2 separate regions of the Homo sapiens genome follow, and region 1 is linked to region 2. The links are chromatin loops, found by intact Hi-C in ENCODE. Cell type or tissue: prostate gland. All regions are shown on one strand. Links, peaks and the distances in the headings refer to the core of each region. The heading gives the core; the rest is flanking DNA.

Region 1 (15,578 bases), core at 4,767-12,766, 130 kb before region 2:
GGCCAGACAGAGAGGAGCACAGAGGAGGTTAGGCACTGGGAGCAAGTAAAGAACTGCTACTGAGGCAGCCTGTCCTAGGCTCACTGCCATTACTGCCCAAACCCTCTTGAGTTTGTCTAGAGAGAGCCCAGCTTTTGACTTGCAGGTAAAAGTAATAATGTCTGGAAATACACACACATGCACACACTCCAACCTGATTGAGTATGTGTTGGAAGAGTTGAGAGCAAGCAGGAAAGCAGTAGCTCATGGTGGCTGAGGTGGGAGTAGAACCTAGGTCTTCTAACTCCAAGTCCATGACTCACTCTCTACTCTTCCTCATCGTATCTGCACATATAAGATACCTTCTTATCTGTGTTTCTACATTTTACTTCCCCTCAACTTATGACAAAAGCCCCAGGAATAGCAGAACGCTGCAGGAGACCGTGGTTTGGCAGATGGCTGGGCCACAACAAATGAAGCTAAGGATGCTGGTTCAGTTCCCATAAGGGTCAGGCTGTGGTAGCCCAGGTCCACATATACGACCCCTTCTTCACTGTCCTGCATAGCAGGACAAGTCCTACCATGAGAGCCAGCAGTACAGTCTGCATATATGAAAGACCACAGCACTAGACCATGATCTCCTTGAAGTCAGGGAATGAATATTCTTTAAGCAGGGCCAGATACAGCGATTAACACATTACGGGAAATGGTGCCAGATGGTTAAAGAGAAGGAAAAACAAGCCATTTGTGGACAGAGCTGGTGTAAGGGTTAACTTTGCATTTTTTTAACTCAAGTCTCTTTTTACTGAAGTTTTTCCCACTGTTCAAATAAAGAAAATTGAAGGCCAAATAAATAGGACATTATTTATCCCCCCTTGAATGTTGAAAGATTTTTTCTACTGCTGTTAACAGCCACTAGCCTAATTGATATGAGTATGTCGTATATGTGTTTGACCCCCCAGCAATCCTGTAAGCTGATTATGGGGAGGGACAAGCTTGATCTTTGTTATATCCCATCATGTACAACACAATGTCTGAACAAAATATGTGCCCAGAAAATAACTATTTAATTGGAAATGACTTTGAATTTGAAGCCCTCTGACCAGCTTAAACTTGGAGGCTAGCTGTGATAAACTCCACTGTGTCTGCCTCCAGGCTACACCTCTTCTTAAGACATTGCTTCCTAGGCCATGGATATCTACTCATAGATTTGAATGGGTTTCAACAGGTCCTAAGCTCAGAACTGATGCTAGCAGCTGAAGCTATACTCATTTGGGCTGTCAATCACTATCTAATATGTTTAACCTAAGTGATGTATTGATCCTAGTTGCCTGCAAGTACACTTGAAAAGGGCTAAGTGACATTTCCAAGGAGAGACAAGATACTTTCAAGTCAGTTAGAAGCATCAGAAGATTCAGTGCACAAGGAGGAGCCCATCTTGAAGGAGCAGTCCTTGAGAATATGAATTGGATTAAGCCCCCTCTTATACACCAAATCCTTTAATAACCTCCAACACCTAAAAGATATGGGTGCCTGCCCCATCATACATGCCACAATCAAGGTGCCACATGGCTTTTTGTACCAGGCCTATAAAACACAAAGTAGTTGTAATTGTCAGAAGGACAAATACAGAAAATATTCACTCACTTGGAATCCCAGTCTCAGTACCTAAAATCTCAAATTTAGATTGTTGCTTTGACTTTATAAATAAAACATAATCCCTTCTGTTTGCAAAGTTCTCTGTACTTTTCAGAAACTTTAACCTCTGTTTTAATCCCAGTCATACCCACCATAACCCTATAAGAGAAACTGGACCATCATAACTATGCCCAGGTGAGAGATGAGGAAATTGGGGTTAAAAAAAGATTTTTGACTTAGTCAAATTCACACTATTAGGTAGTATCCAGTTTTCAACTATAATCAGATTACATCAGGGATCTTTCCATTAAATTTCACATGGCTTTTCTTCTGAATAAAAAAAAAATTTAAGCCTTTGGAAAGGCAAGATACTCCAGGGGATATTAGTTCTCTGTATGAAGAGTTTAAACAAATGACTGAGGGAAGGGAAAAATTCATTCATTGGATCTGCCTGTAGCTTGAGCTCCAGGTTTACAGTCAGGCAGGCAGAGTTCTGCTCTGGAAAGTCAGGAGAGACACCAGGATCCTGGATAACCAAGGACAAGCCACACCCCCAGGGACAGATTCAGGATTTACAAAGCCTGACACTTACATAATTTGGGAATTTCTCTTTTAGAAAAGAACACAAAATTACAAATTCAAAATTCAGCATAAAAGTGAATATTCATTTAGAATAAGAAAATAAATCACAATGAATTATACATTTTTTAAAGCTGACAAATATCACATATACCAAAATTTTTAAATCACCTAATACTTTTACTAATTGCCTGGTATATCCCTACATCACTTCTTTTTGCCTGCATTATCGAATGCATAATCACCTCTTCAGATGATAATGATTGTATAAGTTTCTGTAGAGAGACTAGAAAGACAATTTAGTCTTTAGCATAATCGGTAGTCTTTTTTTATTATTATAGATAATTTAGGAAGGTTTCAGCTTCACAACTTGTAATTAGTTATGTCATGTAAATTTTTAGGATTGTTGATAAATTTGGAATAACTTCTGTTTTTCTCATTTGTAAGCTATAAGATTTAAAAGAATTTTCCACAGACTAACTTCTAAACTCTGTACATTTCAAAACTTGTTTCTTCTCTACTAAGCACATAAATCCTGCACCAGCGTCACAGGACACCTTCCTATGGTGATATGACTTCCAGCCCTACACTGTGGGGGCTGGTGAGTTGGTACAGCAGGTGGCAGAATTATTCCTGGACGCTATTCCTATATGGAGGCAGCTGGTAATAACCAGGCATGGAAGTGATGGTGACCTAGATTTACCTATCTACTAAGCTCAAACCAAATAGATCTCACTCCAGCTTCCCCTTAGCTGCATTCCAAAATGCCCATAGACATTGTGATGTCTCCCCACTCAAGGGAAAGTAAGACAGAGGGGAACTTGGAGTTGAAAGAGATAGTGATCTTAACCATCTGTAGTAAAGACAACTTAATATCCAAAATGTATAATTATTTGAATATACTACTAGGTTCCTTCCCAGAGCCTTGGAAGGGGCCTGTGCTACTGAGGAGCTGCAAATAGCCCTTTTGCTCATTGGTGGCTTTGCCTATCAGTAAAATGAGGTTGCCAATAATTTCTACTCCTCTGGGGGATAGAAGGATTGATCTGGACTAGAGATGAGCTCACAGGAACTGAACATGGGTTCTAATGGGTTGATCCAGAATTTGTGACACCTGCCACACCCATCCTCAGCTCAGAGGTGGGACAAAACACAGGATCAGTTGAATACTGTGTGGGGTATAGAAAGCACTTTGACTTGTGTTTATTTGTTCCTTTAAGAAGCTCAAACACAAAACTACAAAATGATTGTTTGAATCCCTGGAGTCTGCTATAAAGCCAGCTTCACTCTGATACTGAAAGGCTGGTCAATTAATCCCACTGCACTCTGGTATCATGGTTTTCATGCCCCTTCCATGCCCAGGCCTTCATGCAGATCTGAACAATTGGCCCTTCCTGCCCTTCATCCAAGCCAGGCAGCCCAGCCCCGTTTTACTCCAACAAATCTCCTACAGCTTCAATAGCTGCCACTCATTCCTTCTTTAAGGGACTTAACAAAATTAACTCAATCTTCCTGGCATGGAATCCAGCTGCAGCAGGGCAGGTTTTATGGAGTGTGTAATCGCAAGATTCTGCGCCCATCATCACAGGGCTCAGCTTCCTGAGTGTGGCACACACCCCTCCCGCAGACCTGTTCATCTCAGTGTCGGCCATAGCCTTGCCATCCCTCTGCTGCTGCCACCGCCAGCACTGCCTTTCTGCTTGGATGGAGTGCTGGTCATTTTGTGCAAAGTGCAGAAGGGGGAGCAGTGTGGGGGGAAGAGAAACTGAAACAGGAAGGGAAGGCAGACCCAGAAAAAAGACAGAGGCAGAGAGAGGGAAAAGAGGAGAAAAAGTTAGAGGAAACTATACCAAGTCCCTAAGGAAATCAGATGGAGATGTTCTTTTAACTCAGCCAAAGGAAAGAGTGAGCTTGTGTTTTGAAGCCCGCAGGCTGTTGGCAAGAAAAATAAACCTCTCAACAGACCCTGAATCTGATGGTAGCAAGGAAGAATGGATGGAAAGAGTGAGGACCAGTGAGTGGAGGGATTTCAGGGGAAAGCCTGGGCTTTTCCCTACAGGGTACTAGAAGAATCTTTTGAATGCAAGTATTGTTTTACTCTGCAATATTATGCAACAACAGACTTCAGTTACTTATTTGTCCATGTAGATTGTGTATCTGTGAATTAAACTAGTATTTAAATCTACATAGAGATCAAATGAATGAATCCCGAGTGTATTTTGGGCCTGGAGAGGGAGGTCATAGAGGGACTTTATGACATGCCAGACCCAAGTGATTATTAGTGTCATCATCATCATCATTAATAACGTAACATCACTTTCATCATTATTAATATTTTAGATGAGAAAATCCTTCAGGAGTAGGCTTCCACTACTTCCAGCTTCCCTTCTCACCCTGTCTCCTACTTTAACAGACTCCAAGGCACAAAAGCACAGCATTTCTTCCAAGTAGGTCTCTCCTCTCTCTCTCACCAACTTTAAGTTTCTTCCATGTACATGATCATGTGAATTCTCATGGGGGGCAACGCAATTTAAAGTTGGAATTGCCTGAAAAACACCAGCACTGTTCGGGTACTCAGAAATGATATCCAGACCACATGCAAATGAACTCACAGCCCTCTTAACTAATTTGATCCACCTGGATGTGGCTCTTAGGAAAAACCTAATAGAGACACCTGCTATGAACACTGAAAGAATAGTCCCCTCGGTGGTTTTTCACCCCTTCTGTTTCTGCTACCAATTTTAACTAGGGGAAGTAATACGCTGGTGTAAAACAGTAACTAAGAGTTGGGAAGAAATAGTAACCATTGAACTTCATTCACACTGTCATTATTTTGTGCTGAGAAATTACCAGGAGGCATCAACCTGCCCATCAAACCTCATAATGCAAAACACATTATACATCCTATGACAAGTGACTTAAGGCAAATTAGTCAGAGGTACTAGTGTTTCCAGGCTCTGTCTTTTGTGACGAGTAGGGGGAGCCCAGTTTCTGCTGCCTGGGATGGCAGCAAGGAGTGCCAGCCTGAATTTCCCACATAGCTCCCAGCAGTCAGCAGAGGGGGGCAGGGAGAAGCAGTTGGACCAAGCTGGCTTCTTGTTTGGAACTTTCTCTGATCTTGAACTGAGTGACAGGTCTATGATGCTCCCACACTGCAGTAAGAGAAAGCAAATTATGTTCCTTTCTTCATCTGTTTGTCCTGCACTGCAGGGCTGCTGTCAGGATCTGCTGCACTAATTTCCCAGCTGGGCCCTTTCCTTGAAGTCCCCCTGACTATCTGGCTCCCACAGAGAAGTTGGTCTATTAGGCTTAAGATGACTCAAGGCCAGCCAGTCTCAAATTTCCCAAATATTCAAGGGCAGAAGGAGGAGCAGGGATGAGAAGGAAGAAAAGGTGTAGAGTGGTGGGGAAAACTTGATAGGTGGCTGGAAGAAGCCTTTGAAATGCTAATACAGTTACCCACACAGCAAACATGACCTCCTATGTGTACAGAATAAATATTTAAGGGACAGGGACCATTCCCAGAACTGAAAGTAGGAAAACATGTTGGAGTGTATCTAGCCATGAATGCACTGCCCTCAAATGCCCAGGCAGCAGTCTTAAGAGGATTCCACCTTGGGGGATTCATGGGGCTCATTTTTCTATCGCAATCTGTGGTCAGCATTCAGTTAGAAAAGCAGAGCCACTAGGAGATTTTGATAGGCAGATACATAGATAAGCAGGCTGACAGACAGATAGATGGACAGATGGATAGACTTAGTATACAGATTTGACTTTATGCAATTGTGCGACCTGGTCAAGCAGGCTCTGTATAGATGTTATGGCGCTTGAAGACCACAGGGCAGGCAGTCAGGAAGGTGGGGAAAGTAAGAACAAAGGAGAACCTACAGCCACGAGAACAGTCTGGAATGCCTGCCGTCTCTTGTTACCTGTAACCTTGGTGATATGGCTTTCTTGCAGTAATCAAATGGAGCCAAATGCACCTACCTAGCCTAAGAGTCAAGAGAAGCTGGAAAACAGAAGGTAGAGAAATTGCAAGCCCAATTGCTGCTTCATGCTGATGAGGTGAATCAGCAGATCATCAACAATGTGTGTGGGCTGCAAAATGGCTGCTGCCTCATGTTCACCCTCCAAATCTCACACAAGAGACTTACTTGTGGCTTACCCATATAGGAAACATACAGGGAAGGGAATTCTGGGACACATAGTTCACCTACCCAAGTTCACACATAACAAAGCCACCATGCTATCTAAAGCATCTCTTAGCAGTGATAAATTAGGTCAGCCACTGCCAGCCATCTGGGTGCCAGAGCATCATAAGCCGGAGCTCTAGACTTGCAGCACTAACCCACAATAGGACTGGAGGAAGAATACAAAAGCATATTTGGATGAGTTTGCAGAGCCACCCAAACCCTTGTTTAGGTGTGATGTCAAGGCCCAGTGATAGAGAGGGATGTCTGGCCTTACATAGCCTCCTCTCTTCTCCATTCTCAGCCCCAGGGCACTTGGGCCATATGAAGTGACCACATACTGCCATCTTTCCAACATTGCTGGCAGATGTTGCTGTCTCCTCCTAGACTGGAACTTGTTTAGTTTATCATTCAGCTCTAAATGTTGTACAGTGAGCTTCAATCCTGCTGAAGGAAGCATACAGGATGGCTCTCTTCATTCTCAGTGTTTACTTTGATAATGTGTTTCTTCTATGGCGATATCTCCCTGAATGTGTTGGGTCTCATCTGATAATGTAGTTCCTTGCAGGGACTTGCGATTAGCTGGGTTCTACCAGTGCTGTGAAAATGAAGGAAAATTGCCTGGGGTTGGATAAAGAGGAGCTAAATGTTATGGGCTCACATTGGCATGCACAGAGATTATTAAACTCCTCATTAACTGAACCAGGGCTTTGCCAGGCCCCTGGGCAGGTGGTATGGGGCTGTGAGCACGCAGATGCCTCACACAAGATGAGTGCATCTGAAAGGGGGCAATGATGTTCAAGGGGAAAAATGGCTAATTCCTGGCATTGCCCTTAGTGAGGCTGGACTCACAAATGCCTCCTTTTCCTGAGAGCCCCCTGGGAGCATCAGCTATTCCACCCTAGGGCGGTCTGTTTCCACACAACAGACATGCACCACAGGGCCGATGCTCAAACTAACTTACCAGATGGCATTGAGAAGTCACAGCTTCTGTTTTTCTTACCCTGACGAGGTTTCAGAAGGGTAGAAATGGAACACTTCTTCCAAGTGAAATAGTGTCTGTTCTGGTACTGTGGAGGCTTCAATCCAACTTGAGGGAGGGGAGGCTGCGGAGGCTCACATATGTGCATGTGCACGTGTCTGTGCCCCTGTGAACAAGAGCTGGGGCAGGGATGGATGGGAGAGGGTGTGATCCCCAACAATCTATTCTCCTCTGGTGTCCTTACAACCTCAAGTACTGAAAAATGAAAAACCCAGGTCACAAAACAGGCACAGAGCACAGTCACAACATGCATCAGATAAAAGCAAATCCAGTGTACAAGTACTTAACTCAAAATAAGTCTTCACAGCCTGGGATATCAAGAGTGTCCTCTTAATCAGGGACATCAGGGAAGTCAAGCAGCCAGAACAGAGATGGCCCTATGTTGGACTCTGCTCTTACTTATGTGATACCTTCTACTAGCAAACCACACTGTGCTGATGTAAATTATGAGTGGCTCTGCAAAACACTCCAGGGGAGCTGGTCAAGACTATCAGGGATGCTAAAGCAAAAAGTAAGCTGAGGCTAGTAGAGGCTAAAAAATCGGTGACCTGTGGCAGAGCAGTCAGTGAGAGGTTCAAGGGGCAGATGTTGCCCTGGAGTTGGGAGAACTGGCTTAGTCCCAGCTCTGCTACTTCCTGGCACAGAGCAGATCCTGAGCCTTGGTTTCCTCACCTGTGATATCAAAATAATATCTGTATCACAGGATTCTTTCCAAATAAATAAGAGATGAGGTACACATAAACACTTTATAACTGATAGTGAAAAAAATGAAGCCAAAATTTGAATCTTTCCAATTAATACTAATACTCTTCATTATGTTAATTATTTGATCCTTTGAATGCTCTATTTTGTACATGAGGAAATTTAATCTCAAGAAGTTTAGAAACCTATTTGAAGTCAACGCAGATAATAAATAGAATGGCTAAGATTTCAACTCAGGCTATTAAGCTCAAAGCCCACCTGGTCATCTTTATTCCATTCTTTCTGCCTCTCAATGTCATAATCAGCCACAGTCAGCCAAAAGTAGGCATTTGCCGTCTCACACTTCTGAGTTCAGGTCTTCTCAGATGTTTAACTTTGCAGAAATACAAGTAGATCACGTTTGACATTCACCCCTCAATGTTGTGGACGTTGTATTCTTGTTGCAGCTCACTTAGGCCTGGATTTCCAAACTTCTGACTACCCCATACTTTAACCTTCAGTTCTGGGCCCTGTATGTAACTCTAGGAAGAATGGGGCGGAGGGGTTGTTGTGTTTTAAAAACATTGTTAGAGATAGAGGTCTCACTATGTTGCCTAGGCTGGTCTCAAACTCTAGGCCTTAAGTGATCCTCCCACCTCAGTCTCTCAAGTAGCTGGGATTACAGATGTGAGCCACTATGCCCAGCAGGTTCTTAATTCTTTTCTTGGCTACCTTGTACCTCCTATATCACCTTTCAGGGCTAGTCTCTAGAAACAGTGGCCCCTTAACTCTTTCTGGAACTTAATCTTGCCTCTTAGGGTATCAAATATTCTGTTTCTTCCAATACCAGATAAATGCGTTATGGGTCTTGCAGCCTTTCTGTCTGGGCTAGCAAAAATAATTATAGTCTTTGCACTTAAGTTGACCCCACTACAAGAAATATTATTTCTTCATGTTGATAATCTATGTCCTTATGCACCAAGCTCAAGCCACTATGACGAAAGCTGATCCCTGCACTGGTCAGAACAGGAGAGGGATGTAGCCAGATTTTGGCATCATTAAACTGGTCAACCAGCTGCAAGACATTACCAGCTGCCATGTTAATCATTAATGAGGCAGACAGTGCCTGTTGCCTGTGTAGTGAACCAAACATTATGACTTGGGTTTTCATTTCATTTAAAATTAACTCACTGAATGAAGAATCAGCCTCTAGCTTGTGAGAGACAGAGCAGTTGGCACAAAGAGGGGACTGGCAGTCCAGAAGCACAAAGGGAACATAAAGTCCCTCACTGATATGATCCAACTGTTTGTATGCAGGCCGTGACTTTTAATTCAACTCCACGTCTGTGTTCCCAAGCAGAGTCTGTGTGGCACCACTCCTTCCTGCTGTAGCATGTGCTAATGCCTCTCCAAATTACCCCAGCTATGTCTTGAAATCTCAGAAAAATGAAAATATAGTCCTACTTTTTATACGTGCGTTGTATTTTCTTATTCAAGAAAGGCAAATGCAACTTTTAACCTTTACTATGTTTATATAAAAATTAATAAAAAGTTTTATTATGTTTCAGGTATAGAGAATAATATAATGAAATGAACCTGATGAACCCACCATTTTCCTTCAGGCATCGTCAACATTTTACCAATCTTGTTTCATCTATCTCCTCAAATGCATTGTTTGTTTTGTTTTTCCCAGAATATTTTAAAGCAAAACCAAGACATTATGCCATTCTTCCCCCAAATTTTCTTGTAGTATTCTCTAATTGATAATTACATTACCAATACTTTATTTATCTATGCATATATAACCCCTACACCATTATTAAACCTAACAAAAATTAACAGGTGTTTATTAATACCCCAAATAATAAAAACATATTCAAATTTCCTTGATTGTCTCAAACATGTCAGTTTACAATTGGTTGTTCTATTCAGGATCTAAGTAAGATTTACACATTGCATTCATTGCATTTGGTTGCTGGGTTTTATAACACTTCTCCCTTCCTTTCCCCACTTCTACCTTATCTCTCAGGCCAGTTAGTAAAAGTGGGTCATTTGTTCTCTCAAATATTCTATATTCTGAATTTGGCTGATTTTTCCCTTATAGTGGTATTTAATGGGTTCTTCCATCCTCCACATTTCTTTTAAACTGAAAGTTAATGCTGGTGGAATCTGGATTTGACTTGTAACTTGCTTTAAACAATACAACGCATCAGAAATTATGTTCTAGAACTTATGAGTTCACATCTTAAGAGGAGTTGCAGCTTCCATTTCTTCCCTCTTGGAAGCTAGGCAACATATATCAAAAACCAAACTATCCTAAGACTATCATTTTCTGAGAAGAGTAAAGTTAGAAACTGGAAAGTCCCCACAGAATGAATGAAAAGTGATTGGTCAGCCCCCAACTCTTCTGGCAAACTGAACTAATGAAAGCACTACAATTTTGAGCACCAAAAAAATGAGTAAAGAAGGCATCTTGGCTATTTGAGACCCAGCATACAGCACATGGAGCAGAACTGTCCACCTGAACCCAGCTCAGATAGCAGAATAATAAGAAAAAAATTGAATTTTTTTTCTTTAAAATCCCTCTTTGTGGCATCTCATTATGCAGCAATGGGTAAATGAAACACTGGTTGAAGGAACTCTTCATTTCTCTTATTTCTTTTTTATTTCTATCATGCTCACTTGGTTCTTTTTTATAGATTCCATTTCTCCTTGACATTCTCCATGTATTCATGAATTTTGTTTATCTTTTGTACTATATCCTTTAAAATATTTATCATAGTCATTTTAAATTTTTTTGGCAGATAATTTAAACATTTTGGCCATCTGAGGGCCCATTTCTATAAACTCTTTTATTCTTGATTGCATGTCACATGTTCTTGCTTCTTTACATATAATTGTTTACTATGCCAGACACTGTGTGTGAAAAAGAGGGGGATATTTAAAAGTAAATACTTCCCAAATATCATGCATATTTTCCCCGTCAAGCCACTAAGGGGCTGTTTCCATCTAATCTATATTGAGGTGGGTATTGTTGCAGCTTTAACTAGATTTAGATTACTATTGGACTTAGATATTTTGCAGACAGAATTAGAGCTATTTCTTTAAAATAACTTGGGGTCTGAGCACCAGGGAGACTCGGGATCTTTTTGTGCTTTGCATCACTGTCACCAACGTCCTGAACCATAAGAGAGCTCTTCTCTACAGCCTGACCACCAGATTTCAGATCATGGAGGAGTTATCTTTTCTCTCTAACCCCACTTGTAATTTTCTGTACCTCAAGAGATTTCTCTTCACCCTGCCATCCTGTCTCCAGTTTTTAAAAAGATGCAGCAATGGATTCAGTAAAGACCTAATGTGCCTAGGAGGGATTTTGCTTTACCTTTACTGCTCTTCCTCCAGCCTTCAGAGAGCATCATCAGTGCATTTGGAGAAGAACCAGTGTGCGTTAGAGAGATTTCTATAAATTCTTCTGTCCTGATGCTAGCCTTCAATGAAATATTGCCTTATACCCAGGGAAGGTACTATGCATCTAGTTGGGGCATTTGTTCAGCTCACCTGCTCTCTCCCAGCCTTTATTAGGCCACTATATTGCACTTGAAGAAGGTTCCTGCTTTTCATTTAGGGAAAACCATATGCTTCTTGGGGTAATTTCTCCCCACTTTCTTGCTCTGTCCTCACCTTTGACATCCTCTCCCTGTGTATGTAGTAAAAACCCAAGATGGAATCCACAGGTGATACTGATATGTTCTGTAACTAAGGATACCATCACACAAGCCCCATGTGATGATTAAAATTCATGGAAAGTTAGCTCAGTTTCCCATTATTCCTGTTTACAATAAATTCCTCCCTTTCCCACCATTGTTCCAGTGATAAACACAGCCAAATCCTTCTTTTTTTAAATATAGCTCACTTAGGTTTCTTTGCATCTCCAGCTCTCTGATGGGTTTTTTTAATTATGATTTTTTTTTTTTTTTTCTGAGAGGGAGTCTCGCACTGTCGGCCAGGCTGGAGTGCAGTGGCATGATCTCGGCTCACTGCAAGCTCTGCCTCCCAGGTTCATGCCATTCTTCTGCCTCAGCCTCCTGAGTAGCTGGGACTACAGGCACCCGCCACCACGCCCGGCTAATTTTTTATATTTTTAGTAGAGATGGGGTTTCACCGTGTTAGCCAGGATGATCTCGATCTCCTGACCTCATGATCCGCCCACCTTGGCCTCCCAAAGTGCTGGGATTACAGGCATGAGCCATCGCACCCAGCCTAATTATTATTTTTTTTTACATCTTGCCCATTTTGTTCTTGTTGCTAAGGTAGTAATTAAAAAAGGAAACTGCATCAGGAAGTGATATTTTCAGTTTGCTATTGACTTAGTGAGTTTTTCCTCTATGAACCTCAGTTTCTCCATTTGTAAAACAGCTGCCACATACCACTCAGAAGAGTGTAAAGATTAAATAGTACACAGTAGTAAAAGACTTCAAGAGGAGGAAGAAGTTCAAATGCCTGTTTTAATCTGGACACAACCCACCTGTCTGCTTTATCTCCCTCATTCTCTCTACTCTCTGGCTCCAATTTTCATTTGGTCAGTTCCTCAAGGGTGTCATGTTCTCTAGTCTTTGAACATGCTGCTCCCTTTACCAGGAACACCTACTTCTTTTTCCTTCTCTTTGCCTTGCAAATTCCTATATAATATTTCTTCCAGGAAACCTTTCCTGACCTCCACGCCTCTAGTTAAGTGCTTCCCCATCATAGTGTCAGAAGCAGTTGAACCAAAGTAACTCCATTTTTGAGTGGGGGCTGAGAAAATGAGGCTGAGACTTGCTGGGCTGCATTTGCAGAAGCATAGGCATTCCTAGCTTCTAGATGTTTACAGTTAGGGGAACAAATTAATAATGTTTACTAAACACACCCAGACTTGTGAGTGTCCAGATATCCCAATACCTGGAGAACAGAGGCATTCCTAATTTTGCTTTAAAGATAATAATATCGATTCTTGCAAAATATAGTAATTAAGAAAATTAATCCTTTATCACAAACCCTTATAGCAGAGCACAACTCCCCATATATACAAGCATTGTACCTAGGGTGGATGTGTTCCTCCTCTTACTTTCGGAACGTCCTACTCTGTGGAGTAGCTGTTCTTTCACCACTTTACTTTCTTAATAAACTTACTTTTACTTTGCATGGCAGACCTGCCCTGAATTCTTTCTTGCATGAGATCCAAGAACCCTCTCTTGGGGTCTGGATTGGGACCCCTTTCCTGTAACATATTTCTGGCAAGTACTAAGGGTCTATAGCACAGAAACCCACTGGACTATAAATTCTCTGAAAGCAGGAACTATTCATGTCTTTTGAGATGCTGCATCACAGCATATAACAGAATCTATAGAGAGGTGACATAAGAATTTTTTCATAAATACATGACTACATGAGTGAATTACTCTAAATTCTTCATTATTTCTTCATTTAGAAAATATTATCATACATCTGTTAGGTATATAGCATGATACTAGGTGCTCTTGAAACAACAATGCGTATCTATTATATACAGCTCCCATCCTCAAGGAACTAAAGTCTAGCTGGAAAGAAGAGAGAAACATGTAAGAAAAGCTAAATAGCACTGCAAACATTCAATAAAAATAAGATGGCCATAAAAAAGAGAAAATAATTTCAATCAAGAAAGATAGCATCGGCTATTTTAACAGTACTAATGTTACTGATAGGATAAAGGACATAAAATGTGAGAATAAGTCTTTCTGTCTGGCAATTAACAGTGAACTCTGAGAGAGAAACTTTAGAATTTGGTGACAACAGAAGCCAGATTGCAGGGTATTCGAAGTGAAATAGTAGTGAGGAAGCCCAGGATATGGAGTCCGTGGGTGGAGTCCACATATTCAAGAAGTTTGGCAAGGAGAAAACAGAGGGCCATTCTTTTGGAGACAATAGATCAAGCTGATTTAAAAGCAGATGGGAAGAATCCCACAGAGAGGGAGAGAGATTCAAAATGGCCAGAAAAAGCAGAACATCTTTCATTATCTTGAAAGAGGAGACAGGAACCAACTCTAACTATTGGGTCCAGGAGTAAGTTTCAGGAAGGATAACTACTCTAAGATAGAGAAGAATGAAGGCAGAAACTTTGAAGGAGCAGACAGTGAACCAAAAACTTCCAGGTGACTTCCACAGGCTCAGAAAAGCACAAAGCAAGACCATTTGCTGAGAGGTCAAGAGGACTGCTAAGGTAAAAACAACAACAACAACAACAAAAACTGAAGGAGAGTGGAGAAGCTTTAGAGGAAGTGTCCTTGCTTGGAACATGGTCTATGTCAGATGACTTTGTGTTCTGAGTAGATATATGAGGGGCACCTGATATAAAATCTTCCACTGTGATGCAGCTGGTTTCTCCCAGGCAGGCTGATGAAGAACACTTACAGTGAAGGCACAGGCATGTTCAAGTGCATCTGAGGATAGCATAGTGGGAGAAAGAAGGAAAAATGAAACCCAGGGGAGTGTTGAGTCAGATTTTGGGGGACATGAGAGAAATGCTGAGCACTCAATCAAAAAGGCAGAGACCAGGATGAGCAGTGAAGCCTGGAACAGAAGCTAAGGAGCAAACACAAAATGGAGACAGGTATCAGTGGTCTAACTCAGTGCAGTTCACTGGGCACTGCACATCATCCAACCCTGTTTCGTTATATTCTTACTGAGCTGTTCACAATTGCAGCCAGTTTTTTCCCACAGCATTTTAAGATATGGCTGGCTTTTGGCATCAATAGACAAGTAGGTGTCATCTTAGAATTGTGTAACAGCCAGCGGAGCTCAAAGTCAATGTGAGGACTCTAACACAAGACAGGTTTCCAGTCCTGAAGAGGTGTTACCAAACCAGGACTGGTACAGCGGGAACAAGTCAAAATCTTACACCAGAGCTGAGGTTCAGCCTAAAGAGTAGTTCTTGAGGAAAAAATAGAGTAGGCCATTTATTAGGACAGACAGGTATCTGGGACTTAAGAATATGACAAATCTTGAGCCTCTGTTCTAGTTAGTCACAGAGGTCAGATTACATTAACTGCTTCTACCACATCAGCATGAGCTCTGGAAATTCCAAAAGGACTGAACCAGCAACAACAACATCCAGGCTCAAGGCAAGATCCAGATAGATTTGGATGAGGAATCCCAGGGCAGTTGGTTGGCCAGAGTGAAGCCACATAAGACTCCTGAACCGGGCCTAGAATCAAATCCAGGAGGAGTGAAGCTAATCAAAACAGCAAATAGAAGTGAAGACTGCTAACCAGTAGGTTGATACCAACACATTTCTGCAAAGCAGGCATAGGCTATGACAGTGAGAGAAAGGAAAAGCAGCAAGTTTTAAAAATTGAAAGAGTGAGTGGGAGTAGAAAGGGAGGTAAATGCATTGACATGGTCAAGGGTCTGTAACATAGAAGCAGGCTGTAAGGATGTCTCAGGGGGAATTGGGG
Region 2 (15,578 bases), core at 3,976-11,975:
ATACTTCCCTGTTCCACTGATACTGGGCTTGGCCATGTAACTTGCTTTGTCCAGTGGAATGTTAGTGAACATGATGCAAGCAGAAGCTTTAAATGTGTTGTGTGGTTCAGCTGGTCTAGTGCTCCAGCAATATATTATAAGAAGAGCTGATCCCCAGGTAGCTGCCACCCTTTTTCAGCCTGGACTGAAAGAAAATACATATGGGGCGGACCTTAGGCCAAACCATGGCCTACAGCCAATCCTAGTCTTTGTGCCACCTAAATCAGGGCCATTTGCTGAACCCATCCCAGACCAGTTGAACAACAATTCACCAGCAGATCTGTGAATGTGAGCATAAGTGCATGTTGTTGGAAGTCACTGAGTTTTGAGATAGTTTATTATGTAGCATTACTGTAGCAATAGCTGGTTACCACAGAAATTGGTATCAGAAGTGGGGTACTACTGTAATAAAAACCTAAAATATGGAACTGTGGTTTGGGGACTAGGCAGCAGATAGTGAGGGAACTGTAGTGGAAGGCCAGAAAGATTCCATCCCATGTTATTTGGATAAGTGCTTGGCAAAACTCATCTGTGATCATTTGAAAGACAGAAAATGTACCTAATGGACTTGAAGCACTGGGCAAGAAAGTGTCAAGCCAGAATATTGATAGTGTAATCTAGCTGTTAGTAGCAGGATAAGATATTGTAAGACAAAGTCGAGTTTTGAAAAGAACTGACCAGTTTGCCAGCAGAATTGAGAGAGACTAGAGAAAGCCCCAAAATTCCAGAACTTGTGGGTTTGAAAAGTGAAACTTTCTCACCTTATTTTGTCAGTCTCAGGACAAAGACTAAATTAAGGGGTGGCCGTCAGCTCCTTTCTTACAGCTTCTAAAAATAACTGAAGTGGGTGCCTTGCTGTTCTTTTCAGCTGAATAAAGTACTCCTAGAAAGCTAAAAGGCATGCTCCTACAGAGGCTTGGTATAACCAAAATAGACAAAATTAAGTCTTAAGAGAGAGACATATCTCAAAATGTATCACAGTTGTAACTTTTGCTGCATGGAGTTGACTGAAATCATATACATAGGAAACTCACAAAACTTTTAAAGCACCTATATTGGTAAAACGCCATCAACCTGAGACTGTAACTGTTTGAGATGTAAAAAGATCTCTGGCTCCCAAATTTTTATAAGCGGAAAACAGACCGAGAAGTTGCACAGCCAGAAAGAAAGGCTATCCTGTAAACTTCTATTCAGTGGTGGCCAGGCATGGTGGATGATGGAAAAGGAAGAATCTCCGGGAGGTTGGAGCCAAAAGATATGGAGAACAATGAACTGGTAAGTCATCTTAGGGAGCAGAACTAGGGCCTAATCCAGAGCTCAGCAAACTATGGTCCACAGGCCAAACCCTGCTTGCCACCCGATTTAGTAAATAAAGTTATAGTGGAACACAGCCACATCCATGCATTTGCAAATTGTCTACACTGCTTTTGTTGAAATGTTGCAATAGGAACTAGGCCTGCAAAGTTCAAAATATTTACTAACTGGCTCTTTACAGTTGTGAACCCCTAATCTAGTAAAAGAATATTCTATACCCACAGAAACGTGGCTACACTTGCACAGCAGGATTTCAGAATTGCTGTAGACCAGTGACTGCAATGGGTCTACCATTCGCATTTTTTGAATGGGAGTATTCTGCCTATGTCTGTTCAACATTGTAAGTTGGGTGATTGAAAAGCAAATAACTTGTCTCTTTAGTTCCTAGGTGTCTCAGTTAATAGGAGTTATATCAGGATTTGGGGTAATTTCAAGATCCTAGCTTAATGGATTGGATGAGTCATTTAAGGGTATTAGAATAAAGATAAGTATATTTTGCTTGCAGAAGAACAGTGAATAAGAGGCCAGATTGTAATAATTTGCATTGCTGTACAAACCTTTCTTCCTATTGAGGGCAGTATATCCTTCCTAATGTCATGGGCTTGGCCAGGTGACTTGCTTTGGTCAATAGAATGTCACCAGGCATGGCAGGATCAGGGGCTTTAAATGTGTTTGGTTGGTTTGTCTCGGATCTGTCATAAAAAGGGCCTGCCTTCTATCTGGTCCTCAGAACAAATACACATGGAACAGACCTGAACCAAAAATACAGCCTTAAGCCAAGTCCATTAGATCTGAAGCCTGAAGTAGAGCCTCCCAGGTGGGCTCAGATTGATCAGTTAACTATAGCAAATCTGTAGACCCCTATGTGATAGCATAGATACTTGTTGTGAGCCACTGACTTTTGAGGTGGTTTGTTACACAGCATTATTGTAACAATAGTCAGTTGATACACATGGCTCCCATAAAATGATGAGATGGCTGAAATCCAGTAGATTGCAGTTTCATTCTAAAGACTTTAGTTCAAGTCCCAGATCTGCCACTTACCTGCTGTTCAATTGGAAGAAGTCACTATACCTTCACTATATGTTTCTGAGTCTAAGAGGTTTTTTTAATTTAAAAATGAGGCTAGTAACAACATAATTCAGATGTTCATTGTAAGACTAAATAAAATAATATATTTAAATGCATCTTGTAAATAGAATAAAGTGTACAAATACAAGGTATTTTCATGATTATACTTCAGTTAACATAAAGTAGACTTATTTTATTTTTAATTAATGGTGGAGAGAGAGTAATGCCATTTCTGTCCTCCGATGCTAAAAGGTGGCCATGCTAGGTCTGATGTTTTAATAATTATTTCTTAATTTTGTTTATCTGATTTCCTGATTTTTCCCTAAGGAATACATGTAATTTATAATAAAAAGCAAACAACATAAAAGTTGTCTTTTAGAAACTGCCTATGCTAGCTGGGCCTGCCACTTCTGAGCACCTTCCCCTTCCTGCACCCTCACCCTCCCAAAGAGGAGCATACAGCACCACTGACCACAGCAGCCCATGTACTAGACTAAGGAGTTCTCTGAGTCACATTGTTCCCTCACTGAAGAATAAGGGGAAAAATCAGAATGTTTCTCTTTCTATACCAACAAAAATCCCTGAAAACCCAACCAGTCAACTAGATTTCCAGCAAAGAAGGAAACTTCATCAGAAATGTTTATTTAGAACTGTGTCCACCAAATTGCTTTCCATGGACTCCAGTGTGTCACACAACCAGAGTCTAGGGTGTTACAACCTGATTATTTTGTATTCACGTCAAAAGTGTTTTTCTTTCTCCAAAATGCCAAAGGGAAGAGCAGGGGTTTCTTACAAACGGCTCTAAATTGTCTCAGTGCTCCCAAGAGTGACAGCAATGAGGACACAGACACCGTCCACAAGAAGAGGGGGAAAAGGTCAGATCAATAGCACTGACGATATCCATTTGTTCCACCAAGACAGCCAACACAGGTTTCTGCAGAGGATTATTTGAGAAATAAATCTACTCACACAGTTCCTCTCCATCCTCCAGCCAAAACAGCAGAACCCACCAGAAATCAGATCACACCTCTCAGCTTGCTTTATAACAGAACAGCCAAGCTGGGCAGTAACACCACATAATAGAAATGTTGATCAGGTTAGCATAGAAAAGAGTGCTGTGTGCTGTGGGCTGGCGAGGCAGGACAGGCATCCTTGAATGGAAAGGAGACAATGGCCCCTGGGAGATATCAGACACCTCGGAGCAGAGTCCTTCCTAGGTCAGAACAACCATGGTGACCACCACAGGGTTAACTTCTGTGGGCTGCCATTCATTATGAGCACCTACAGGCACAAAACTTGGGAAAGCAACAAGCAGCAGCAAAAAGATGCAGAGACGGTACCACTGCCAGCTAGTCCTCATGGTGACCTCTAGAGTAATGACAGAAAATAGAGATCTTGCATTATTCATTCACTCTGCAAACATTGGTTGTCCACTTACCACCTGCCAAGCACCATGCTGGGTATTCAAAGATAAGTAAAACATAGTTCCTACTCTTAAAGTTTCTATGCCCCAGTGGGCGCGGTGGGTCACACCTGTAATCCCAGCACTTTGCGAGGCCGAGGTGGGCAGATCACAAGGTCAGGAGTTCGAGACCAGCCTGGCCAACATGGTGAAACCTTGTCTCTACTAAAAATACAAAAATTAGCCAGGCATGGCGGTGCGTGCCTGTAGTCCCAGCTACTCAGGAGGCTGAGACAGGAGAATCGCTTGAACCCAGGAGGCAGAGGTTGCAGTGAGCTGTGACCTCCAGCCTGGGCGACAGAGCACAACTCCATCTAAAAAAAGAAAAAAGAAGTTTCTATGCCCCATTGTGCCTAGCACATAACAGGGGCACCATAAATGTTTGCTGAGTGTTATCTTAGTATTCATCTATATGCAGCCTCTTTTCTCTGCCTTCCATGGCACTTTTTACAAATCCTTAATGATCGTTTATAGTACTCTGACTTTTAGTTATCAGTGCACATTTGATTCCCACTATAGCACAATAGGATCACTGAATATAGGATCTGTGTATTGCTTGTCATTGAATCTTCTCAATAAATAGTTTATGAATGATTGCCTATGTAATCATAAGTACTGCATCACCACCCACTACCACCATCAGAATAGGATGGAAGGCCTAGGGCTTGCAACCGTGGGAGAAAGCATGCTGGGTTAAGGGTTACCAGGCCTGCATTCTGGCTGGGCATGGAGGCTCATGCCTGTAATCCCAGCACTTTGGGAGGCTTAGGCAGGAAGATCACCTGAGGTTGGGAGTTCGAGACCAGCCTGACCAACATGGTGAAGCCCCATCTCTACTAAAAATACAAAAATTAGCTGAGCGTGGTGGCGCATGCCTGTAATCCCAACTACTCAGGAGGCTGAGGCAGGAGAATCGCTTGAACCTGGGAGGCAGAGGTTGCAGTGAGCCCGGATTGTGCCACTGCACTCCAGCCTGGGTGACAGAGCGAGACTCCGTCTCAAAAAAAAAAAAAAAAAAAAAGAGGTCTGCCTTCTAACAGAAGCTGCTGTCATCAACTGGCTGAGTGGCCTGTGCTCAGCTGAAAGATGAAGGAATGGGTCGATGATCTCTACGGTACCTTCCATCCTTCAGACTCATCATCTTGGTCATAGATAACATTCACTGGATACTCGGCATGATTCAGGCACTGTGTTAACAACTTTATGTGCATTATCTCATTCAATCTTCAGCATAATCCCTTCAAGTACTGTGGCTATCCCTATTTTCTATAAAGAAAGCAGGCCTAGAGAGGTGAAATGACTTCCCAATGTCACACGGTGGCGGACTGGGTATGAGAACCTAACAGACTGACTTGGAAACCCACACTCTCAACTGCTAAGCCATACACATTCCTCTTCCACAGCCACACCTCAGGCTGTTGGATGCATTTCGGGGCCATCACTTCTCCCCCTGAACAGCTTCATTTTCCATTGTAGCCACATTTTTAGGAAATTGCTAAAAATGCCTTTGGCAGAGGGAGGCACGGCAGGCAGGCCTTGCATGCGTGCCTCACACTGGGCAGCTGTGAGTTTTCTCATGGTTCCAGAGTGGGCCTGAGGCACTAGAGCACTGGCCAAATTGCAAGGAATCCTGCGAAAGGATGAGAATCCCAGCAGGAAGTTACAGAGGGTGCCAGCCACGTCCCAGGAACATGTAGTTTGAACCACATTTGAGAAACCATCTGAGAAGGCAAGAAAAAGAAATGAAAAATGTCATTTTATCCAAAGAGCTTTGAGGAATTGTAAAGACTTTGACCATATTCCAGACCAATCAATCTGACAGCTGCTTCTGTCCAGTCTCCCCCATATTTAGTGTATGGACAAAGAAGAGGCTCACTCTCCAAGAGACAACAGTGCTACAGTTTTGGGGAAACATGGTACCTCATATGTGGGCCCCAAATACCCAAAAGGTGACAGAGATCAATGGCACTAATCAAAGAATTTAGGACAGAATTTTAAAGATATTTTTTAAAGAAACAGGCATAGTTTAATAAGGAGACAGAAAAATCAAAACTAAACCTCTGTTACAGATGTATCTGGATTTTTTTCAAAATTACAAATAACAACAGTGAACTCAAATACTGAATAATAAGTGCACGGCCCTCAAAAGTTATAGATAATAAACACATGCTACTTGTAAGGGAAAGGGGAGAAAAATACAGCCCACGTTTAGAAAGCAAAGTATCTTGAGGAGTTTGGCAGGAAGAAAGAGGAGGATTAATTAAATGTATGCAAGTGAAAGGGCCTCTCTTCTGAACCAAATGACCTTAAACCTAAGGCAGGAAAATAATAAAGAATGGGGTTTGGAGGAAAGTGAATGGATTTAATTGTCTCAAAGAGAAATGTATAAGTGGAAATCCAAGGGTTCTTTAATGTGTATGTGTGGGTGTGAGGTGTGTGTATGTGTGTGTGTGCATGCATGCGTGTGTGTGTATGTGTGCATGTGTGCATGTGTGTGTGTGCACACATACATGTGAAAGAGAGTTTTTCATGGTGACAGAAAAATGGAAATCAGTGGCACTAGGTGGCTGCCGTTCTCACAGTGAGAGTAAGTCCCATTACATCTCATAACAAACGAGCACAGTGAGCCTTCCTATTAGTATTGGGCAAATGATCTTCCAGATGTGCCTAAATCCAAACCTCACAAAAGGAGCCAGGCCATAGAAAGGCAGTTTGCTCTGAGGCAAAATGACATTTTTCATGCTTAAATCACCACTTCCCTCCTCCACCATCCCCTCTTTGAAATGCTGAATTGTTAGAGCAGTGGGCATTATAGAAAAACAGGCAGGTGGAGATTTCAGTTGGGCAGCTAGGAGCAGCCCATCTGCATTCCCCTGCCTTCCCAGAGCTCTGCCGCAGCTTCCCCACTGACCCCCTAAACCCCCACCGCTGGCTCCCTCCTGCTGCCCAACTCCTCTGACTCGGGCTCCCAGGAAATCCCACCTCTGCCCTGATTTGAATTGAAACATCACCTGTGGATCCAGCCCCGGGCCCTCTCTAAACCTGGTCAACTAGTCCAGTCCAGATCTTCCTGGCAAAGCCCAGTGTCCCTCTCACCCCCGGACACCCATGACAGGTCCAGGATTGGTGTGTGGTGAATGTGGACACGCCAGACATGTCGTAAGGCCATTTTGGATTATTTCCTCAGCTGCTTCTAAAAACAGCTGCTTCCTAACTCCCCATCTCTAAATATCATAATTCACCCAGACCTACAAAATGTAAATGGAATTTAATAGAAATATTAAAATGTAAAACTCTACACAAAGTGTGTGAGGGAGGAGGCAGGCTCTCCAGGAGATCTTGTACCTTTTCCTCAGTCCTACAATTACATCTTGGGGTTTTAAAAAAATCTGGGAAGATATTTAATGGATGAACAGAAATGGAGATGGGAGGAGGGGAGAGTAGAAGACAGGGAGGGAGAGAAACAAAAGTGAAAGGGAGGGTAGAAGGGTGGGAGGGAGAAAGAAGGGACAGAAAGGCATGTGCCCTAAGCGGCTGATACAATTTCCCAACTTGGCTCACAACTCCTCACTTTGAGCACAGTAATATTGCCACCTAGAGGCTTGAAAGTATGCTCCCGAACTTGGACACTCTTATGCAAGATTTATTTATTTGTGTAAGTAAACTCGTTATGGAGCTTTGAAAAGATGGAGACACATGATGGTGGGAGTGGGGGATAGCGGGGGTACTATCCAGAAAGTCAGCATCTAGCCATTTCACAGTGGCTAATATTAGTCACCTACTGTGTGCCAGGGACTGAGCAAAGTGCTAAGAGTACAAAAGAGACATAGTTTCTCTCCTCAAGGATCTCAGTCTGCGGAGGAGACAGACACATATATAAGTAATGCAGACAATGAAAGTTACCATAAATGTACAAAAACATTGTACACACAGTATAGGTGAATGGGAGATTAATTCTGACAAGAGGAGCTAGGGGAGGAGCTTGATCTAGAAAGAATTTACTGAAAAGATGGAACTAAGTGGGGTCACAGGAAATCTAGAGACTCAGGAGAGAATACCAGGTTGAGGTAACCATCAAATGAGGCGCCAGTCTAGAAAGGACACCAAGCATGCTCACTACGACTGGATTACAGGAAATATGACTCTTACCCACAGGTGGAGTGAAGAGAGGACAAAAACCAGGAGGATGAGCTGAACCGATTTGTAGAGGGCTTTGAATGCTAGGCTGAAGAACGTGTACTTTTTAAATTGCACAAGGACAGGGCTTTGTAACTGCTTTATTCACTCCAGTGTGCTCGGCACCTAGAATAGGGTTTGGCACTCAGTGGTTGGACAAGCAACATCTGTGGAATGAATGACTATAACAGGAAGCCCATGAAAGTTTTGGAGAAAGAATAATTGGATAAGATTTATGTTTCTAAAAAAACATAATTTGAGACAATCTGTAGGAACGGAAGAAGGATAGAGGCTCCATTAGATATCTGCTTCCAAAGTCCAAGAGGTGTGGGTCTGACCCAAGGCACGGTGGAGAAAATGGAGAGGGCTGAATGGCTGTGCACAATTTTGACAAAGTAGAATCTAGAGGACTTCAATACCAACACCAGGTATATGGGCTAACCCAGAATGATGGCACTGGCCAAGATAGGAAACGAAGAGCTGTTTGGGGAAGAAGATAATGAGTTTAGTTTGAGAAATGGAGCATTCCAGTTTCTGGGAGTAGAACCAAGTATAGATGCCTAGCATGCAGTTAAAGATAGAGTGTGGCGCTCTGGGCACACGCATACTCCCTGCACACACACACATGCACGTACTCACCTGATCTAAATACTACTGACATTTTGTTTACTGCTGTTAGAGAGAAGGAGCCTACACTGATCTTGAGAACCTAGGCAGCTGCTAGTTTTAATCTTGTGGCCTTGAAACCAAACAGCAGTGTTTATTTTGGAAGAGCAAGAAGGCTAGAGGAGCATCCTCAGTTTCCATATCTGGAAAATATGAATTACTGTAAAGATTGAATAATCTAACCCATGAAAAGTGCTTAACCCAGTGTCTGACACAAGAGATAAGTATGCAATAACTGTTAGCTTACAGTTTAATTTCTCATGTCTTGGAAGACCGCAAGATTAAAGTTCAAAACTTGGCCATCCATTGTATTAGTCCATTCTCACGCTGCTAATAAAGACATACCCGAGACTGGGTAATTCATAAAGGAAAAAGGTTTAATTGACTCACAGTTCAGCATGGCTGGGGAGGCCTCAGGAAGCTTATAATCATGGCGGAAGGGGAAACAAACACATCTTTCCTCACAAGGTGGCAGGAAGGGGAAGAATGAGACCTGAGTGAAGGGGGAAGCCCCCTATAAAACCATCAGATCTCATAAGAACTTACTCTCACTATCACGAGAATAGCATGGGGGAACCACCCCCATGGTTCAATTACCTCCCACCAGGTCCCTCCAACCACACATAGGGATTATGGGAACTACAAGATGAGAATTGGGTGGGGACACAGCCAAACCATATCATCCCCTTATCATCTGCATGACCTTGAAGAGGAAGACTGACCTCTCTTAGTCTCAGTTTGCTCTTCTGGTAACTGGGAAGAGTATTACTTGCCATACCTGCCTCACAAGATAAAATGAGATAGTGCACATAAATTGTTCTGTAAACTTAAAGTCAATTTATACATATTATGTATTATTTGTGAAATAGAAGATAATAGCAGAAAAATCTCTGAACTCCTTCAAGGTATTATGGTTCTAAATAAGCGTGTATTTTTTTAACACCCATTTACTCCAAAGAAAGAGAAACTTCTCTGGCCCCATTTAGCAAGAAATTCCTCACTTGCCACCTTTCTCCATTCCAGACATGCTTTCATCATAGCACATTTCCTTTATTCCATCTTCAATTCAGATTTAAAAAGAAATCTTTGAAACTCCGCAGCTGGTAGAACCACTAGGGAATCAAAGCAAATTTGTTCTCTCTTCTACATATTCCCTACGTGGCTGACCAATCAAATTCATACTGTTAATCTGAATTGAAAGGAAATAGGATATTATTTAAAGAAGATAAAGATAACCATTGTGGCAGAATAGGGACAAATAAGGTTATTCAACTTCTGACCCAAAAGATTTTTTGTTTGTTCTTTGCCCCGTTAATTCTCTCTAGAACATACCTGTAATGAAAAGCCAAGAACCTGGACAGCTGCTGGTTTTAGCCTTGTGGCCATCAGTCCACCTCTGCATCTGTATTTACAGGGTGAGAGCTCATAGAATCACTGGCCTGGAACACATGGAAATGGAATATGATGTGATTTTCTTCAGCCCGATTTACAACACAACACAGAAACTCTTTTTGCAGAGTTGGTGACCAGCAAGCATTTAGCCTAAGTTTAATCTCCCTTAGGAGCAGGTACCCACCATTCTGTGAAGGGCTCATGCCAACAATGGGCAGAGTAAATCAATCCTTGGAAGGCTCTTCTCTATTTTACCTTCCTGGTGACCTCCGCCCCCCGCCCACCTCCAACCCTTAACCCCACCCTTCTCTCAGAGCTGCCCCCTGGCGTTGCACAGAACGAACCTCTTTTTTCCTCTCAGCTTTCTCTTCTCCAAACTAAGTAGCCCTCTGTTCCCCAAGATGCCCTCTTATGATATATTTTGCTGCCTCAACTCATATCTAAATAAAAACTACATCTACAAAAAAGACTTGAGATTTCATTGTTATGTGTAAACCCAGATGGCCACTGTGGATTAACTCTCTGAAGGACCAGGACTGTACTGGATGATTACTAAGTAGCCCCACTCTGCAGAAGGACTGCATGTTTGTGTGATATTTTCTGTTATCACAGGCTTGGGGCTGATTGGTGAACTATTTCATACTACCACAGCCCCTCTGAGGCAGACAGCCATGACCACAATTTATAGAGGAAGGTTTGAGGCATTTTCAACTCATCTCAAACCAAATGTAACAGTGCCTCCCCTCCCGTTCCCATTTCTGCTTGTGGCACCATTATTCTCTCAGTGAGCCCCATCCTGGAGACGTAGACCCAGCTTCAAAGGCTCCTTCTCCATCCTCACATACTTAGTAAGTTACCACTTCCATCCGTCTTCTACCTTTACCTTATCTCCTGCATCCACTGCTCTTTATTTTGACTGCCGCCATATATATCCGCCCAAGTCCTTCTCGTGTTCAGAAACATCTAATGATTTTCAAGTTGCCTAATTTAAAAAAAAATTTAGGCCTAGTCCTCAATTTTCTCCAAAACCTAGCTATATCCAGTCTTACTAGCAAAGTCTTCCAGGGCTCTCTGTATTGGTCAGGTTTTTACCAGGAACCAGATGGCACACACACTCAAGGATTCAACTACAAAGAACTCACTTATTGGGACTATTTAAAGGAACCATCAAGGGAAGGTAAAACTTGGAGGAACCAGCAACCAAGGAGAAGCCCTAACTGTCCCTAGGTCTGAAGCAGCAAAAGGTAGGAACCATGTCACTAGATTACCCCCATGACATCTGGAGCTAGAGGAACATGAGCCTAGACTGAAGTGTTGCTAGAGAACTGGAGCCTCCACTGGAACCTCAGCCAGCTGGGGATAGGGAGGAGGCCCATGAGAAGAAAGGGAATAAAGAACCCATCTCTCTTTATTCCCATCCTCTAATGGCTTGCCATCCCTCCTATTGTTCAATTCCAATAGGAAACCTCAGGACAAGGGGGCCCATGTGATCCAAACAGAGAAGTCAGCTTCCTGGGACACAGAGCAAGGATGAGAAAAGCAAAGAATAAAGCATAGACATAGTGAGCATCAGGAGAATAAACGCACATTTCATTGCTTGTACCCTATCTTCCATCAAAAGCATGAGCTCACTATTTCCTAATTACATACACAATTTCCTGATATTGTGCTTTGATTCACACCACCTCCTCTCTTTGGAATGCCCTTCCCTGCAGGGGAGACTTGCTTGGGGTCATTTGAGAGGCACTGAGGGTTATACATTCATTTAGAAGACTCTTATTGCATGCCTAATACACACAGATATATTTGGTAAAATGACAGAGGATAGAGGAAGAGGGCAGCTACTGCAGGCAAGTCCTCAAAGGTGGGGCTCATCACAAGGAGGGATGCTCAAAGGAATCCCTACAGGCCCTCAATATACTCTGTAAAAAAGGAGAAGCAGGCTCTGGAAATGAAAATATAGACCTGTGTGTGATGACGTCTTTCACTGGCAGCCGGAAGGCAAAGTCCATCTCTCTCAGCACCTCATATATCTCAGGTCAGGGGCTCACAGCAGGACCACTAGGGAAATTGGGGCTTCAGAGCCTGGGTGCTTTTAGGGAGAGCCCCTTACCCACTGTCAGCCTCCCAGGCCCCTTAAATTGATCCGTGGAACAGTAAGACTGGCTCCACACTTAACAATTCCTTTTAGAGTAAAGGGTTTCCTCCCTGCACAGTTCTTGCCTTTTGTCAAGGAAAATAAAAGAAGAATCAGCCTTGAGTGAATTCCTTGTAGCAGGATGTTTGCAGGCAGCAGATGCAGCTAGGAGCACACACAGCATATTTGTCTGAAACCTCTCCTGCTGCACAAAGGCAGGAGGCCATTGCCTCCATTGCATCAAGGTCACCCTGGGGGCTGGGGCTTGGTTATCAGTCTTCAGGGGGTCAGGGAAGCTTCATTTCCTTTCAAGGAGGGTAAGTGTGGCAAAATGGGGGGCACCCAGGCATTCTAGATGGATCTAGAGAACTGGTAATGCTCCTGCTATCCTGCAAGAGAATGCTTTCAAAGAGAAAAATCAGGAGTGCTCAGGAGGAATCTTCCCATTCATGAATTCAATGAACATTTGCACTTAGCCTGGCAAAGAGCGTCAACTGTGAGCAAAACTGAATGGGTTCAAATTCTATCTGCACTATGCAGACTTGGACAATTTGGGTATTCTCTCTGTGCCTCTCTGCTAGGAAGCCTAAATAAATTAACACATGTTAAGTGATTAGCACAGTACCTGGTACACAGTGATAGCTCTCAAGAAAAATCAGCTGTTTGGTTAATATGTACCAGTTGTGGTAGGCACAGGTAAACACAACACGTATCAGCCATCCTCTCAAAGAACTTGAATAACAAAGATAATCACTAACATTTGGAGCATTTACTAAACATTATGCATTGTTATAGCACTGACATGTATTGCTGTCATTTAATCCTCTCAATATCTCCTTTTTTTGATGAAGACGTTGGGGTGAAAGTTGGTTATGTAATTTACCCAAAATTATTCAACTGGTAAGGATTGAAAAGTAGCAATCAAGTAAATCAAAAGATGAATTCATAATTACAGATGGTGAGAAATGCTATGAAGAAAGTGAAAAACATGCAGTGATGGAGTGCCATGGAGGGTCCCACCAGAAAGTGTGTCCAGGGCAGCCCAAGCTAAGACCTGAAACAACAAAAGCAATCAGTCATGCAAAGGGCAAGGGGAAGGCATTCCAGGCAGAGGGAAGAGCACCATAAGAGGAGATGCAGAAGTGAGAAAGAGACCTGAGCACTCGAGAAACTGAAAGAAGACTAAAGTGTCTGGAATGCAGCCAATGAAGGAGAAAACGGTGACCGGAGTCTGGATTGGAAGGCAGAAGCCTGATCATGGCAAGACCTCACAGACCATTATAAAGACCTCAAATCTAAATGCAAAGGAAGCTGCTAGAGGGGTTAAAAAGTAAGGGAGTCACACGATCTGAATGTTTTCATGGAGTAAGCCTGGAATGAAAGTAGGGGGACCCTCAGAAGGCAGCTTTGATAGTATTTAGTGACTCGGACCAGAGACATGTCAAGCTCCTCATGGACAAGGAATGTGCCTTGTGACCCTTATAGAACAATGCGACCAGCACTCACATCCCCAGCCCAGGCTTGACACAGACACAAATAAGCTTTTTTGTGTTTTTCCATCATCACCATCATGGTCACTGCCATTGCCATCACTATCAAATCATGGGTCAAGGTCAGAGTGGTCCTGGGGTAGTCATGACTCCACTGAGGCCACCAGGCATTGGACCTCCTCTCTGGAATCTGCCATCAGAGCAATAGCCCAGTGCCTCAACCACAGTGCATTCGCAGACATCTAAAGAAACTGATATAAACAGCCCAGAAAAAGAGTCTGTACAAATAGCCCCATGCACTTATGGAAGGAGGAAGACTCAGAGCAATCATGGGAATTGCATGTTAGCTACAACTGACTATTTATTAAACTTCTGCCTGATTGCGAACCAGGAACAGTAAGTATCCACTGCCCCCTTCTCTCCATATCTGAATCCTTGATACACTCTTATGTAATACTGAGATACTTATTCATTCATTACACACCAAAAGTGATTGAGTTAACCTGCTGTACCTCCTGTACTGGGTGTTGGAGATATATTAAGACAAATAAAATACCAACTCTTCCCTCAAGGACCTCAAGGCTTCTTACCTAACAGGCAAGTAAAAGGGCAGTTATAATGCAATATGATTGCAGCCAGGAAAAGAGAAGTACCAGAAGATGTGGATGCCCTTAAAATGGACATTTAACCCAGAGTCAGGAGCAGATTCTCAGGGAGAGAAGGAGGGGGAGACATAAAGGAGGTAAAACAGCATGTACAAGATTGGAGAGCACTTCCGCGGCATTCAAGGGGCTGGGGGCACTCAGTGTGGCTCAAGCTCAACATCGAGGAGGTGAGAAGGAAACCCAAGGTGAACTCACATCAGGAAGAGCCTTTAGGTTATGCTAGGAAATTAGGATTTTTTCCAAATTCTCTGCAGAGCCATTAAATATCTTAAGGAAGTATACAATAGTCATATTTTCTTTTAGAAAATCCTGCTATGTGCAGCATGAAAAGCATCACAGAGAGGGAAGAACTGGAGGTGGGAAAGCCGGGGACAAGATTCTTGTAGGAATTCAGATAAGAAATAAAGAGGGTGGGAGCCAGGCAGAAGCAAAGAGGCTGGGGAAAAGGAGGAGGAACCAGCAAGGTAAGAGCAGAGTAGAGTCTACAGGAGATTTTGATCAATTGGATTTGGTGGGAAAAAGGGGGAAAAAAGAGGATTAAATTTTCCTCCCACGTATGGGAAATGAGGACATATTGCAAAAGGCCCTGTGTGCAAGCCTAGGGTGGGGCCTTGACATGGCAGACATGGGGAGACACTCAATGTTTTTGAATGAGGAAAGAACATGACCATTAATAAGATTAATGTGCCATTGATGTGTAAAATCCTGGTTGGAAGAGAGACACAGGAGGGGAGAAGACAAGGAAGGATGCTCTTGTGAAGCTCTGCCAAGTGTGAAGAACAAGGGCCTGAACTGGAGACGTGAACGTGGACACGAAAGCCAGGACATGGGAGGGAATGGCAAGCAAGCTTCTTAAAGGGAATGAGATTGAGAGCAGGGGTTGAAGCCTTAGCCTTGGCATGGAGGAAGGGCTCTTCATTCTCAGAAACAGAGCAAAGCAGAGGGAGGCAGAGACCATAGACAACTTCCAGGTGAAGAAGAACAAATATCTGCCCCAAGCTTCTCAGCGTCATCAGCAGCCATGAAGAGCCAGCTAAGAGTGAGTGGCATCCACTAAGCATTATATGGAAAGCAAATATTTAAATACATATCAAAAAAATGTTCAGACTGTATTAAGTTTTTTAAAAAAAGCAAATTACAAAAATGATATAGTTATTAGAATCCTG

Evidence for each region. Hi-C counts contacts between places; a loop is a spot of excess contacts. Peaks named below come from ENCODE experiments on the same cell type or tissue, not always from the same donor. Only the 100,000 strongest peaks of a DNase experiment are listed, where the experiment ranks them.
Region 1: it touches region 2 in a loop (2.2-fold over the local background); 1 of 110 quality-filtered maps calls a loop at or near these places.

What each region holds. Positions count from the first base shown.
Region 1 is chr1:177,641,863-177,657,440 of GRCh38, forward strand. No RefSeq gene overlaps it. Among named protein-coding and RNA genes, the nearest start is that of LINC01741, 51 kb to the right of the region's middle. RefSeq lists an enhancer at 13,805-14,306. In prostate gland, for the core only: no CTCF peak of the experiment used is centred there; a DNase peak (open chromatin) is centred at 9,419.
Region 2 is chr1:177,772,819-177,788,396 of GRCh38, forward strand. No RefSeq gene overlaps it. Among named protein-coding and RNA genes, the nearest start is that of LINC01741, 80 kb to the left of the region's middle. In prostate gland, for the core only: a CTCF peak has its summit at 7,495 (motif pointing left); a DNase peak (open chromatin) is centred at 7,483.